2 separate regions of the Homo sapiens genome follow, and region 2 is linked to region 1. A link is an interaction called in ENCODE POLR2A ChIA-PET data of the cell type or tissue named here. Cell type or tissue: IMR-90. All regions are shown on one strand.

The links. Peaks named below come from ENCODE experiments on the same cell type or tissue, not always from the same donor. Only the 100,000 strongest peaks of a DNase experiment are listed, where the experiment ranks them.
Region 2: POLR2A ChIA-PET joins it to region 1 with 5 read pairs; 4 of 35 experiments call an interaction of 5 or more read pairs at or near these places.

Annotation. Positions count from the first base shown.
Region 1 is chr2:216,451,897-216,459,896 of GRCh38, forward strand. The region is part of intron 12 of SMARCAL1 (SNF2 related chromatin remodeling annealing helicase 1); the gene reads left to right. Among named protein-coding and RNA genes, the nearest start is that of RPL37A-DT, 43 kb to the right of the region's middle. In IMR-90, no CTCF peak of the experiment used is centred here; no DNase peak of the experiment used is centred here.
Region 2 is chr2:216,159,158-216,167,157 of GRCh38, forward strand. XRCC5 (X-ray repair cross complementing 5) reads left to right here. Exons shown (of 21, transcript NM_021141.4): 15 at 911-1,004; 16 at 2,822-2,891. Among named protein-coding and RNA genes, the nearest start is that of LINC01963, 54 kb to the right of the region's middle. In IMR-90, no CTCF peak of the experiment used is centred here; a DNase peak (open chromatin) is centred at 4,534.

The DNA.
Region 1 (8,000 bases):
ATTACCCTGTATAAAGATATTTAGATGTAGATCTCAGCCTTCTGGGAGGTTACAAAATAAATAAGAATGACAAGAGACAGAATGCATGTTTTTCATGTTATTTTACCATGTGATGAGCAAGATTCATTGATAACTTTTAAGAAATGACAGGATAGAGGATGCACTGGCAAATTTTCAAGCTGTATTGAATTTATGCTGTATTACATATAATAATCTGGATGGTCTGGAGTAAGTGAGCAGGCATCATCTCTTTATTGTGGAGTTTTCAAACTTAAACAACATCGATGTAGACATATAGACCAGTGTTCTCAGATTATATTTCAGTGGAATCATGAGTAAAACCAGGAAGCTTTGTCACTAAAATCAATCTTGGTGGTCTTTTGTTTATTTTTAGAGATAAAAATGCAATGAGTAGATTATTTTTTCTCAATTTGAAGTTTTTTCTTATAACTTTTTCTTAATAACTTTCGTCTACTGGTGAACTCTACCAGACAAGAAAACCAGTGAACTGGTATAGCAAATATAATATTAATGGAAAAATTCAGACATGCAATATTTTTAGATGCAAAGAGCTGAATATTTATAAAATGTTATTTTTTTTGCCAGCAAAGTTGTTCCTTGTGTGTGTGAGATGGAAGTAAGTCTGTTAGTGTTTCGTGAGATTCCCCAGAGAACACCCTCACCAATACCTGGTTCACCTCCTGAACCAGTTTGAGAACAGCCAAGGTAGACACCTGAAAAAGCAATTAGTGGGCATTTGAATTAAGGAGGAAAAGCACATTAACTTGTTGAAACACAACTGTGAATTGTGTAGTATGGCCAAAAAGAAAAAAAGAAAAGCAGTAGAAATTTTGTGCTTAGTGCAACAAGATCTGAAAGCATTTTGTAAACTTCTGCCAACTTGTATAGTTCTTCAAGTAAAGGGAGTGGCTCTTTTCAAAGATGATTTCAGATGTCACCTGAGAGTTTGATTTCTGAGCTTGTTGGTGATGCTATGAAATTAACTAGGAGGTACTATGGAATTTAGGAATGTTGGGTGTTTTATAACTTTAGGTAGCTATACAAATCCAGTATTTTTGAGGATATTTTTATATTTTCTTGCTTAGAAACGGAGCCACAACTCCCTTTTGGTTGTGGAAAAGTACATAAGGATAGTGCCAGTTGCCCAGAATCCTGCCTACTGGGTGATTATCCTCTTTGCTTTGTAAACACCACAGTGTTAACTCCATTTTGCAGATGATGAAAATGAAGCCTAAATTGCAGTGTCATTCTTCAAGAATCCAGCTGAGAAAGAGCCCGGAGCTCTTCTCAGTCCAGCACCTGAGAGTTGCTGTCTGCTTCCTTGGAGTCTTAGGAAAGTTAAACGTTTATCCCTGAAAGATAGAGATTGAGTTGGTACAGATTACCATCAGTGTGATGGCTGAAGCCAGACACTAAATTCTTTCAGATAATAATTCCTTAAGAACTTGATGCCTTTTTGTGTCTTAATAGAAATCAATTTTTATAATGGAAAATCCAAGTAGAAAACAGATTTGTGTGTTTGTGCTTTGGGCCATCAGAACCTTTGGATTTCTAAAGCCATTGATTTAGTGCATTTCTAAACCATGGATCTGATCAGGATCATTGCTCTAACTTAATTCAGGAAGGGAGCCAGCATCAGCTGGAGGCTGGACTAGATGACCATAGGCATGTCTTCCAGACCCTGGCCAGCTATGAAATCCTGAGTTGGAAGGGTTAAAATGGGGACTTATTTTTTTTATGGTTTTAGTTGAATAAGGAGGCCCTGTGGATCTATAGAAAGTCCCCTCTCTCCACTGCCACCAGTTTTTTAAGTTACTTTTTAGTCCCAAGTTTCCTTGCAATTTTGCAAATCATGGTGACTCCAGCCAAGCACTGCTGACCTGCCTGTCAAGAATTGATTCTTTGTTCCTTCACACCTTTCCATCTGGAAGAATACATTTCTTAAAAAGCTTTATATCACAGGAGCCAAGGTGAAGGAGCCAATTTATAGAATGTAATGTATAATCAAAGACTTTTCTCATTTTTTCAGCTGAAATAATGGATATCGCTTCACAGGCAAAGGAAAGCTGACTGTAATCATCTTTTGTCTAAAGCCATTTTTTCATCCTCAAGACCAGTAACAGAGAAATGGAACAAGTCCATACAGATTTCCTGGTAACAATATCAGTTCACCCTTGCCATTTGACAATCCACTCAAATTTCCAATGTAGAAAAATTTAAAAACTCCATTGGATCTAATTTAATTAAGGTCTAGTCAGGAACAAAGAATGCAGGTTATTTAAAATTTCCTGGCCAGTAGCTGGCAAAAGAAGTAAGATCATTAATAGAGAGTATTAGGTCTGCACAGTTTGGGGGAGTTTTTTTAAAGCTGAAACTATTGATTTCTCCCACATTAAAATAGATATCTATTGTATAAAATCTGAAAAATAAAGAAAAATACTTACAATCAGTAACATTTATTGAATACTTGCTCTGTGCTGGGCATGGTGCTTTACGTGTATTGCGTCATTAAATTCTCACCATCAGCCCAGATATTTGAGCCTCAGAGCCTGCACTTTTAAGTGCTACAAATTCTGGTTCTACCGTTTAGTAGCAGTGTGACAAGTATACTCATTTGACTTTTTTTGCCTCAGTTTCCTAATCTGCACAGTGGTAAAGTAGTGCCTCCCTCATAGCAATGCTGATTATTAAATGAGTTAATGCATATTTAGTTCTTAGAACACTGCTTGGCCCGTAATAAGTGGTATATGAGAGTTAGTTGTTATTTTTATTACTATACTATAAAAAAGAATCATCTTGGGGCGGTTCCAAGATGGCCGAATAGGAACAGCTCCAGTCTACAGCTCCCAGCGTGAGCGACACAGAAGATGGGTGATTTCTGCACTTCCAACTGAGGTACTGGGTTCATCTCACTGGGGCTTGTTGGACAGTGTTTGCAGGACAGTGGGTGCAGCACACCGAGCGTGAGCGGAAGCAGGGCGAGGCATCGCCTCACCCAGGAAGCGCAAGGGGTCAGGGAATTCCTTTTGCTAGCCAAGCAAAGCTGTGACAGATGGCACCTGGAAAATCGGGTCACTCCCACCCTAATACTGCGCTTTTCCAATGGTCTTAGCAAACTGCACACCAGGAGATTGTATCCCGTGCCTGGCTCGCATGGTCCCACGCCCACGGAGGCTCGCTCATTGCTAGCACAGCAGTCTGAGATCGAACTGCAAGGCAGCAGCGAGGCTGGGGGAGGGGTGCCCGCCATTGCTGAGGCTTGAGTAGGTAAACAAAGCAGCTGGGAAGCTCGAACTGGGTGGAGCCCACCGCAGCTCAAGGAGGCCTGCCTGCCTCTGTAGACTCCACCTCTGGAGGCAGGGCATAGCCAAACAAAAGGCAGCAGAAACCTCTGCAGACTTAAATGTCCCTGTCTGACAGCTTTGAAGAGAGTAGTGGTTCTTCCAGCATGGAGTTTGAGATCTGAGAACGGATAGACTGCCTCCTCAAGTGGGTCCCTGACCCCTGAGTTGCCTAACTGGGACACACCCCTGAGTAGGGGCAGACTGACACCTCACACGGCCAGGTACCCCTCTGAAATGAAACTTCCAGAAGAACGATCAGGCAGCAACATCTGCTCTTCAGCAATATTCGTTGTTCTGCAGCCTCCGCTGCTGATACCGAGCCAAACAGGGTCTGGAGTGGTCCTCCAGCAAACTCCAACAGACCTGCAGCTGAGAGTCCTGACTGTTAGAAGGAAAACTAACAAACAGAAAGGACGTGCACACCAAAACCCCATCTGTACGTCACCATCATCAAAGAGCAAAGGTAGATAAAACCACAAAGATGGGGAAAAAACAGAGCAGAAAAACTGAAAATTCTAAAAATCAGAGTGCCTCTCCTCCTCCAAAGGAATGCAGCTCCTCACCAGCAATGGAACAAAGCTGGACGGAGAATGACTTTGACGAGTTGAGAGAAGAAGGCTTCAGATGATCAGATTTCTCTGAGCTAAAGGAGGAAGTTTGAACCCATCGCAAAGAAGTTAAAAACCTTGAAAAAAGATTAGACGAATGGCTAACTAGAATAACCAATGCAGAGAAGTCCTTAAAGGACCTGATGGAGCTTAAAACCATGGCACGAGAACTACGTGACGAATGCATAAGCTTCAGTAGCCGATTTGATCAACTGGAAGAAAGGGTATCAGTGATTGAAGATCAAATGAATGAAATGAAGCAAGAAGAGAAGTTTAGAGAAAAAAGAATAAAAAGAACAAAGCCTCCAAGAAATATGGGACTATGTGAAAAGACCAAATCTACATCTGATTGGTGTACCTGAAAGTGACGGGGAGAATGGAACCAAGTTGGAAAACACTCTGCAGGATATTATCCAGGAGAACTTCCCCAACCTAGCAAGGCAGGCCAACATTCAAATTCAGTAAATACAGAGAACGCCACAAAGATACTCCTTGAGAAGAGCAACTCCAAGACACATAATTGTCAGATTCACCAAAGTTGAAATGAAGGAAAAAATGTTAAAGGCAGCCAGAGAGAAAGGTTGGGTTACCCACAAAGGGAAGCCCATCAGACTAACAGTTGATCTCTCGGCAGAAACTCTACAAGCCAGAAGAGAGTGGGGGCCAATATTCAACATTCTTAAGAAAAGAATTTTCAACCCAGAATTTCATATCCAGCCAAACTAAGCTTCATAAGTGAAGGAGAAATAAAATCCTTTACAGACAAGCAAATGCTGAGAGATTTTGTCACCACCAGGCCTGCCCTACAAGGGCTCCTGAAGGAAGCACTAAACATGGAAAGGAACAACCAGTATCAGCCACTGCAAAAACATGCCAAATTGTAAAGACCATCAATGCTAGGAAGAAACTGCATCAACTAACGAGCAAAATAACCAGCTAACATCATAATGACAGGATCAAATTCACACATAACAATATTAACCTTAAATGTAGATGGGCTAAATGCTCCAATTGAAAGACACAGACTGGCAAATTGGATAGAGAGTCAAGACCCATCAGTGTGCTATATTCAGGAAACCCATCTCATGTGCAGAGACACATAGGCTCAAAATAAAGGGATGGAGGAAGATCTACCAAGCAAATAGAAAACAAAAAAAGGCAGGGGTTGCAATCCTAGTCTCTAATAAAACAGACTTTAAACCAACAAAGATCAAAAGAGACAAGGCCGTTACATAATGGTAAAGGGATCAATTCAACAAGAAGAGCTAACTATCCTAAATATATATGCACCCAATACAGGAGCACCCAGAGTCATAAAGCAAGTCCTTAGAGACCTACAAAGAGACTTAGACTCCCACACAATAATAATGGGAGACTTTAACACCCCACTGTCAACATTAGACAGATCAACGAGACAGAAAGTTAACAAGGATATCCTGGAATTGAGCTCAGCTCTGCACCAAGCGGACCTAATAGACATCTACAGAACTCTCCACCCCAAATCAACAGAATATACATTCTTCTCAGCACCACACCGTACTTATTCCAAAATTGACCACATAGTTGGAAGTAAAGCACTCCTCAGCAAATGTAGAAGAACAAATTATAACAAACTGTCTCTCAGACCACAGTGCAATCAAACTAGAACTCAGGATTAAGAAACTCACTCAAAACTGCTCAACTACATGGAAACTGAACAACCTGCTCCTGAATGACTACTGGGTACATAACGAAATGAAGGCAGAAATAAAGGTGTTCCTTGAAACCAATGAGAACAAAGACAGAACATACCAGAATCTCTGGGACACATTTAAAGCAGTGTGTAGAGGGAAATTTATAGCACTAAATGCCCACAAGAGAAAGCAGGAAAGATCTAAAATTGACACCCTAACATCACAATTAAAAGAACTAGAGAAGCAAGAGCAAACATTCAAAAGACAGCAGAAGGCAAGAAATAACTAAGATCAAAGAAGAACTGAAGGAGATAGAGACACAAAAAACCCTTCAAAAAATCAATGAATCCAGGAGCTGGTTTTTTGAAAAGATCAACAAAATTGATAGACCACTAGCAAGATTAATAAAGGAGAAAAGAGAGAAGAATCAAATAGATGCAACAAAAAATGATAAAGGGGTATCACCACTGATCCCACAGAAATACAAACTACCATCAGAGATATTATAAACACCTCTACGCAAGTAAACTAGAAAATCTAGAAGAAATGGATAAATTCCTTGACACATACACTCTCCCAAGACTAAACCAGGAAGAAGTTGAATCTCTGAATAGACCAATAACAGGCTCTGAAATTGAGGCAATAATTAATAGCTTACCAACCAAAAAAAATCCAGGACCAGACGGATTCACAGCCTAATTCTACCAGAGGTACAAGGAGGAACTGGTACCATTCCTTCTGAAACTATTCCAATCAATAGAAAAAGAGGGAATCCTCCCTAACTCATTTTGTGAGGCCAGCATCATACTGATACCAAAGCCTGGCAGAGACACAACAAAAAAAGAATTTTAGACCAATATCCCTGATGAACATCAATGCAAAAATCCTCAATAAAATACTGGCAAACCGAATCCAGCAACACATCAAAAAGCTTATCCACCATAATCAAGTGGGCTTCATCCCTGGGATGCAAGGCTGGTTCAACATACGCAAATCAATAAACATAATCCAGCATATAAACAGAACCAAAGACAAAAACCACATGATTATCTCAATAGATGCAGAAAAGGCCTTTAACAAAATTTAACAGCCCTTCATGCTAAAAACTCTCAATAAATTAGGTATTGATAGGACATATCTCAAAATAATAAGAGCTATTTATGACAAACCCACAGCCAATATCATACTGAATTGGCAAAAACTGGAAGCATTCCCTTTGAAAACTGGCACAAGACAGGGATGCCCTCTCTCACCACTCCTATTCAGCATAGTGTTGGAAGTTCTGGCCAGGGCAATCAGGCAGGAGAAAGAAATAAAGGGTATTCAATTAGGAAAAGAGGAAGTCAAATTGTCCCTGTTTGCAGATGACATGATTGTATATCTAGAAAGCCCCATCGTCTCAGCCCCAAATCTCCTTAAGCTGATAAGCAACTTCAGCAAAGTCTCAGGATACAAAATCAATGTGCAAAAATCACAAGCATTCTTATACACCAATAACAGACAAACAGAGAGCCAAATCTTGAGTGAACTCCCATTCACAATTGCTTCAAAGAGAATAAAATACCTAGGAATCCAACTTACAAGGGATGTGAAGGACCTCTTCAAGGAGAACTAAAAACCACTGGCTCAACGAAATAAAAGAGGATACAGACAAATGGAAGAACATTCCATACTCCTGAATAGGAGGAATCGATATCATGAAAATGGCCATACTGCCCAGGGTAATTTATAGATTCAATGCCGTCCCCATCAAGCTACCAATGACTTTCTTCACAGAATTGGAAAAAATTACTTTAAAGTTCATATGGAACCAAAAAAGAGCCCACATTGCCAAGTCAATCCTAAGCCAAAAGAACAAAGCTGGAGTCATCACACTACCTGACTTCAAACTATACTACAAGGCTACAGTAACCAAAACAGCATGGTACTGGTACCAAAACAGAGATCTAGACCAATGGAACAGAACAGAGCCCTCAGAAACAATACCACACATCTACAACTATCTGATCCTTGACAAACCTGACAAAAACAAGAAATGGGGAAAGGATTCCCTATTTAACAAATGGTGCTGGGAAAACTGGCTAGCCATATGTAGAAAGCTGAAACTGGATCCCTTCCTTACACCTTATACAAAAATTAATTCAAGATGGATTAAAGACTTAAATGTTAGACCTAAAACCATAAAAACCCTAGAAGAAAACCTAGGCAATACCATTCAGGACATAGGCATGGGCAAGGACTTCATGTCTAAAACACCAAAAGCAATGGCAACAAAAGCCAAAATTGACAAATGGGATCTAATTAAACTAAAGAGCTTCTGCACAGCAAAAGAAACTACCATCAGAGTGAACAGG
Region 2 (8,000 bases), 290 kb before region 1:
CTAGATCTTGGTTACTAATTCTCTTATCATTTAGCCATTTCTGATGGCTGCTTTTGCCCTAGATTGCATTTCTCTCTGGGAGAAAAAAATCTTAATTTCTTTATGTTCAGCAGCTTAAGGGAGATTACAGGCAGAGTCTTTGGATTTGATTTTCTTCTCTTTTGCAATTAACTTGACCTCCTCTTGACTTTAAGACAGGCTGTTAAAGCCAGCATGTTGCTTGAGGCAAGATGTTTGATATACTTTTCCTTAGCACACAGATGCTACTGGACTGTTAGCATATTGCACAAAACAGAATTAGGTTTATAAAAGAACAAATTAAAAAGTTTTCGGGGAAGTTTTTTTTTTATAGTTTACGACTTCTTTAAGAGGGAAAGCTCTTGCATAGTTAATTAAGGATTGTCTAGTAAGTTTTGACAGTTGTAAACAGAGGCTTATAAAGCTCTAACATACATGATAGAGAAAACGGGTTGTTAGACACAAAGGTCTTCTGTGTACATGGAAAGCTAATAGCTGTCAATTCTGAGACAGGAACTAGAAAATAATATCTGAAGAGTAAATGGATTTCTTACTTAAATGTTAAATTTCCATTATCTGTGCTTGCAGTTTCATCTTTTCCAAGGACCTTATGATGTGATTGCTTAATTCTGATTCTCATACTGCTGTGAAACAAAGCCAGGGCTGCCTCAAGTTAGGCCCTTAGGAGCCCGGTGGCTAGGAAAGGGAGGCAGCTTGTTTGTAGAAGGACTACATGTAGCTATTGTTTTTCTTTTCTTTTTCTTCTTCATTATTTTTCTTTTCTTCTTCTTCTTTTTTCTTTTTTTTTTTTGGTGCTTGGAAAATAAGTTTCACAATAGCAATCTGGTTTTGTATTGTTTGTTCTAAGAGAAATTTTTTTTTTCTTTTCTAGCCATGAAGATGGACCTACAGCTAAAAAATTAAAGACTGAGCAAGGGGGAGCCCACTTCAGCGTCTCCAGTCTGGCTGAAGGCAGTGTCACCTCTGTAAGCTAAGCTTTTCAAGTGCGCTTCCCCCTTTGCAGGAAGGTTGGGGCTTGAGGGAGAGTGCATCAATTTTTGTTAGTCCGTTCTTACCACTTTCAAGTTAAGATCATGATCACTTTCTCTGGTCCTTGCTCTATAGAAGCCAAAAAGACCCATTCCATACTTCTTTAAGTAATTATTATCATGAATTGCCTACAGAATTATCTATATGATATAAGGTATATAGAGCTCTTTATAGAACGTGGAACATCTCAGTGTTGAGATTTTGCTGTTGGCATTATTTTGCAGCTTTTCAACTAGTCAAAATGATAGGATAAGTGGGGGTTAGTGATACGAGCCTTAATCTTCAAGTACACACAATTTAAGTTAGTATAACTTTCCTATTTTCTAACATGCAACTTTAGAACAGGATTCACAAGTTTAGGATTTCCCCAAGAATGTATCCTTTGATACATGAGATTTTTATTGAATGAGAAATTTTTTGGAACTTGAAAATACTACCTTAATTAATTAATTAATTAATTAATTAATTTTTATATCTTGGTCAGCCAGGAGGAAGAATATTTTATTTAATTTTAGAGATAGGTTGTCACTGTCACCCACGCCGGAGTACAGTAGTGTGATTTTAGCTCACTGCAGCCTTGAAATCCTGAGCTCAAGTGGTCCTCCTGCCTCAGCCTCCTGTGTAGCTAGGACTAAGGGTACATGCCACCATACCCGGCTATTTTTCATAGAGGTGGGGTCTCAGTATGTTACTCCTGGGCTCAAGCAATCCTCCCGCTTCAGCCTCCCGAAGCACTGGGATTATAGTCATGAGTCACTGCACCCAGCCAAATAGTGCCTTGTTCTAAGCAGCATTAGTGTGAATCAACAAATCTTAAAAATTGGCCGATAACTTTTTAACACAATGTACTAGGAAGGATAGTCAGGGAATAAAGGGCATGCCTTTATTCTCACCTCAAACAGAAACTCAGAAAAATTGAATGTGTGAAAAATGATTTAGATTTCATTTAGATGTTTTATATATAATAGTAAAGGAAAAAGTCATGATCTTGTTCTGAGAGCTTTTCTGCTTCCTATATCCAAGCAAACTGGAAGCTTTAGTATATTTTGGAACCCCATTGTTTTCTTTCTTATGAGCTGAGTGGTTCTTAGGCCCTGTGAGGGTTGGGGCCAGCAGATTAAAAACATAGGTATAATCAGAAAGTTCCATATAATATGGCAGTTTCGTCTTTCAAACTTCCTCACCCAGCACTGCAGTACATCTTTGTACATAATCTGCTTTTACTTTCTGAGGACATGTTCAACCTGGGTATGCTTTGTATATTCTACCAAAACTTCAGTGCCAAAGGGTCAGCAGCAGTCCCACTAATGGGCACTTCGGTGAATCAGGCATTAAGCTGTATTTCTCATGTTATCTTAGTGGGGCAAATCTATTCGAAACCGACCCCACACTGCAGAATCCTCGGCTTTCTAATTGGTTGGGTGACAGGATATACAGGCAGTCTGTGCTACACAAAGCCTTCCAGCTGGGCTGGCTGGTGGCTTGAGTTGTAATACTTTTTTGACCCTTCTGGAAAGAAATCAGCTTTCATAAAGCAAGGTGAGTGAAAGCACAGAGGGCAGCTCTTGGACCACTGAAATCTGCCGGCCTTTCACAGAGCCCTAGAAATGAAAATGAATAGAAAAGCCCTTCTCTTTGTCTTTGGTTTTATTTTATAAGAGCACACTTATTACATTAAGCCATCTTGTATTGCCTGGGGTGCTGCTAAAAAGAGAAATAACCTGTAGGTTTATCATCTGTTGGTATATTTTAGGTTGGAAGTGTGAATCCTGCTGAAAACTTCCGTGTTCTAGTGAAACAGAAGAAGGCCAGCTTTGAGGAAGGTGAGTGGTTGACTTTGCATTTAGGAGAAGCTGTTTAGTTAAGCTAACTAATTTAAAGTCTAGATTAAGAACTGTAGCCTTTTGTTGTAACACTTTAGCATTTTTCTTTACTGGCGGATCTTTGTGGTTTTCCCTTGTTAGGGAGCTCACTGAGGCAACATTATGAGCACATGAAAGTGAACTCAGCACAGATTTTCTCAAAAGGAACTAATTTGTAGGTCTCCCTACAGAAAAACTTTGGGCCAACACCTTGGCGCTTATAGCTCCACTTCATTGAAGTTTTTTAGGATTTTGTCGTGAGCTATAAATAAAACACTTTTATGTCACATCTTCCTATTTTATTTTCTTCCTTTTTTTTCTTTTTTTTTTTGAGATGGAGTTTCTCTCTTGTTGCCCAGGCTGGAGTGCAATGGCATGATTTCAGCACACCACAACCTCTGCCTCCCGAGTTGAAGCGATTCTCCTACCTCAGCCTCCCGAGTAGCTGGGATTACAGGCGTGCACCACCATGCCCAGCTAATTTTGTTTAGACGGGGTTTCTCCATGTTGGTCAGGCTGGTCTTGAACTCCTGACCTCAGGTGATCTGCCAGCCTCAGCCTCCCAAAGTGCTGGGATAACAGGTGTGAGCCATCGTGCCCGGCCACATCTTCCTATTTTCAGAGACACATAATTCTTGTTCCAGTCCTAAGAGTTTGTGGCCCATTTATAGTAGACCTAGAAAGACCTTGATGCTGCCCCTAAATTTAATCCTTCTCAAAATGGCTGCATGGTCACTTTTCCTTATCAGGTAGTACCTAGAATCTCATTTAGGCTGTGGCTAACATAAAAATAGCTTTCAGGGATGCACAGAGGGCCTGGAACTAACATTCATTCACTTGATTGCATTCAGGTTTCTGTTCATTTACCCTTTAAATGGTGGCAACTGGCAGTTGTTAATCCTGCAGGTTTATATATAAACTATTATATTCATTATTGCTGGTCCAAGTCTGGCCTGTCTGCGAGCTGACTTCTACGTATGTGAGTGTTTATGTTTGTTCATGTGTGTATAGAACTTTCTCTTCCAACATCCTGCAGGGAGCAGGGGAATCACTTTTTTTTTTTTAGTGACAGGGTCTCGCTGTGTCACCCAGGCTGGAGTGCAGTGGCAGGATCATAGCTCACTATAACGTTGGACCTCTGGGCTCAAGTGATCCTCCCACTTCGGCCTCCCAAAGCTCTGAGATTACATGTGTAAGTCACCATGCCTGGCCAAAAATTACTTTTTTTCTTTTTCTTTTTTTTGGGGGGACAGAATCTTGCTCTGTTGCCCAGGCTGGAGTGCAGTGGTGAGATCTCAGCTTACTGCAGCCTTCACCCTGGCCTCCTGAGTAGCTGGAACTACAGTTGCATACCCCCACGCCCGGCTAATTTTTGTATTTTTAGCACAGACGGGGTTTCGTTATGTTGGCCAGGCTGGTCTTGAACTCTTGACCTCAAGTGATCTGCCCACCTTGGTCTCCCAAAGTGCTGGGATTACTGTGAGCCACGGTGGCATGAGCCACCGTGCCCGGCCCAAAAATGAGAGTTAAATGCCTAGAAGCACTACTGCCTGCAGTAGGTCTAATGCATCTTACTACTTGCAGTCTAGGAATCCTGGCAAGATCCCCAGATCTACTGTGCTGTTGTCCAGAGGCAAGCATGAGCAGCTGAGCCTCAGAGAGAGCTTACAGTCTACCAGGCTTAAATCCTGTCAGCAGGAATGCCAAAGGCCAAACCATGAGAATCTCCAGAGGAAGAACAGCTTCGTTATCACAGTAATCTGCAGTCTCTTAAGTGGGGTGTATATGTTTTTGGTTTTGAGATGGAAGAAGAGCTTTTTGTCCTGCTAAAAGTTGCCATATAGGAGAAAAACTTTGAGTTTTAACACAAAACAAAACCTCATGTAAATAGAAGGAGATCTGAAGTTCTAAGTGACAGTTTTCTAGGATTGGTGAAAACAGTACTTCAGAATTTCTCTCTTTAATGTATTGGAGTGATCAAGACACTTTCACAGTATTATACCTGTTGTCTGTTCAGCTGTATATTGTTACAGGGTGCTCGGAAAGTGGCGGAGATGCTGCTGTGACAAGTCAATGAACTCTTGTCTATCAAGACTATTGTGTTTTTGAAGGAAAATTGAGACTTTCCTAGCTTTCAATTGTATGTCGTCAATTACCTCAGCCAGTCAAAGTCCAAGGTCCCCCGTTTGGAAGTGATTGGACTCTGTGGTTGGTGTAGGCATGGTCTTTTCAGGGACTGAATCTAGCTGTCATCACCATTATATGGTAGCCACTAGCGGTTTCATATTTACTATGTTCAAGGCATTGTGCTAGCACTTTTATGTTATTTTAATTACCCTGCATTAGCAGTTCTGCAAAATCTTGTGAAGAAATGAAGAAAATGTTAGAGCTTTAACAGCTTTTGCCAGAATTTTCTGAGAGGATTGCTTTACTTGGGAAAATAACTTTGATAAGTGCTTAGGGTAGAGAATGAGTCTCCATCCCCAGACTTGGTTGGCTAGTCCAGAGGCTTCGGAGGAAAGGAAGCTCCTCAGCATCATAGAAGTAGAAAAACTGGAGCTGGTTTAGGAGAGGAGGGGCTTAGAAGAAGAGGGGAGAGGCAGGGAGACAAAGTGGGTGAATTTACGCACAGTCACGGCCTTCTACAATACGTTTCAAACTCATGACCACAAATTACTCAGTGTCAGTACAACTCTGGAAATGCCAGGTTTAAGTGCTGTATTTGGGGAAACTGGCAGTTTGGTATCTGGCATTATTTCATGCAGAGCAGAGAAAGCACCTGAGCACACAGGAGGCCAGAGTCTGAAAAGACCAGGAGAGAGTCAGTTACTGAGAATCTACTCACATCTTAGGAAAATATGTCTTACCCCTGGCCATGGGATTGGGGATTCAGAGCAGTCTTGTGAAAATAGCAAGGGCAAGCGGACCCTAGATAGCATGTAAGTTAACAATTAGTATTATTATCTCCATTTTACTGATGGATAAACTGTAAAATTGGAGGAGATGCATTTTCCCAAAGATCACATAGGAATTCAAACACATGTCTCTTTCAAATACTGGATTTTTTACGTAGCCATATTGTTTCTTTTGATTCCTAATGACTTCCTTTCCTACGCTTTTTAAAACAACATTTTAAGGTCGTGTATCTGAAACCTTGTACCTACTGATAGGACTTTTGATGAATAGATTGTTCTTTTATATTGAATTTGACTTTGAGACCCAGCATGTTGCTAGTATTTCGACAAAAGATGTCCCTCTGACCTCCGTCTAAGACTTGGTGAATCAGAGCCCTCTAGTGATGTCACAAAACCAGACTCTCCACAGAGCTGTCGGAAAATGGATTGCTTATTAGCAACTAGTTCTCGTGATTTTAACTTGGCTTCCGTTTTATCCCTTCTGCCGTTCTTGGTGCCAGCTCCAGAATTGATGTCCTGTTCTTTGTTTTGGGCATCTTGTTTGTTTGTTTTTCCGCTAGGGCATCTTTTTACTAACGCCCTTTATAAGCCAAGACTCACTTCTCTTGCAGGCCCAAAGAGTTCTCCCTCCCTAGTAGTGGTCTTCTTTTAGAGAGATTTCTGTCCAGAGTCGGGAGACAGGAATCCCTTCCCCTTTTCTCCAGTAAATTTATTTTTTAAAATTCAGTTGTCAAAAGGGCGATCAGCGATAGATAGTTGGTAAGATTGTTTGACCCTTAGGTAGAACTCGGCTGTTTTACCTATCATTATAAATTAAAATATGGGTGTAGTTACTTTTTCTCAGGCCTGATAGTAGCATAATCAAACTGAGAGTCTTGTGATTCTGTCCCCGACATCAGCAGTCTATATATAGTAGGCAGCTACACATTTTCTTAACTTCTGGTTTTCAGTGTGAGGGATGTATCTTGTTCTAAGCTTACTGGCAGAGAGGAGATAACCAATGCCCTGAACCCCAGGAAGCATGTTCTTTCTGGCTGCCCTTTTCCCAGTCCCTTTCCTCCATTCTCCCTACCCATCACCATTCTATCACCACAGAGTTAGAATAGAAAACAATTTTTTTTCTCTTTTCCTTTTTTGTGAAGGGGTCTCAGTCTGTCGCCCAGACTGGAGTGCAGTAGCATGATCACAGCTCACTGCAGCCTCTACCTCCTGGGCTCAAGTGATTCTACCACCTCCACCCCGCCAAGTACCTGGAGCTACAGGCACACACTACCACACCAGGCTAATTTTTGTAGTTTTTGTAGAGATGAGGTTTCGCCATGTTATCCAGGCTGGTCCTGAACTCCTGAGTTCAAGCGATCTGCCTGCCTTGGCCTCCCAAAGTGCTGGGATTACAGGTGTGAGCCACCAAGTCCAGCTCAGAAAAAATTTTGACCACAGCTGTATATATAATAATCATCTATCAGTTATGAAAGTAGGGTTGTTTCCCTACATACACTATTCATAAGCACATCATTGCCATCATCTGGGATTTGTTACCTGTCGTTGTGGGTTTCAGAGTCTCCAGAGGCTCTTTACATTGAGTTTATCCACTTGTTTGGATATCTTCCACCCAGCTAATCAACAGAGTTGCTAAGGAGGAATGCCATGATTTTCAGCTCCTTGCGCTTTCCCAACTTAGGAAGAATGCTAAAATAAAATAAAATAATAAAATGTCAAAAGATAGACAGCAGGTTCAAGAAGGAAAAGCCACATTACTTCTTTCCTCCGGACAATTCCTGCGCGATTATGTCTGAATTTATAAATTCCCACTGAGTATGGGAGATAATGTAAAATAGCTTGAATGTTCTTGGTGTGTCAAAAACAGGTTTTGTGAGGATCTTAAGAGCCAGAAAGGATGGATATATGGGGACAGATAAAAGGATGGAATGTAACTTAACTTTATAATGAGACGATTCTCTTTCAGGGACCTTGTTTTTGCCACTGAGATTGTAGTTTCTGTATTAGGCTTGTGTGTAGTGACAGGGTGGCAGAGCTCCATGTTACCAAATTGAATTCACTTGAGCCTGACTGGTTTAAAAAAAGTCTGTCAAGAGAAGACCTAAGTAGAAATAATACAGACCCCAAACAGCCTTAACATTTGACTCATGTACAA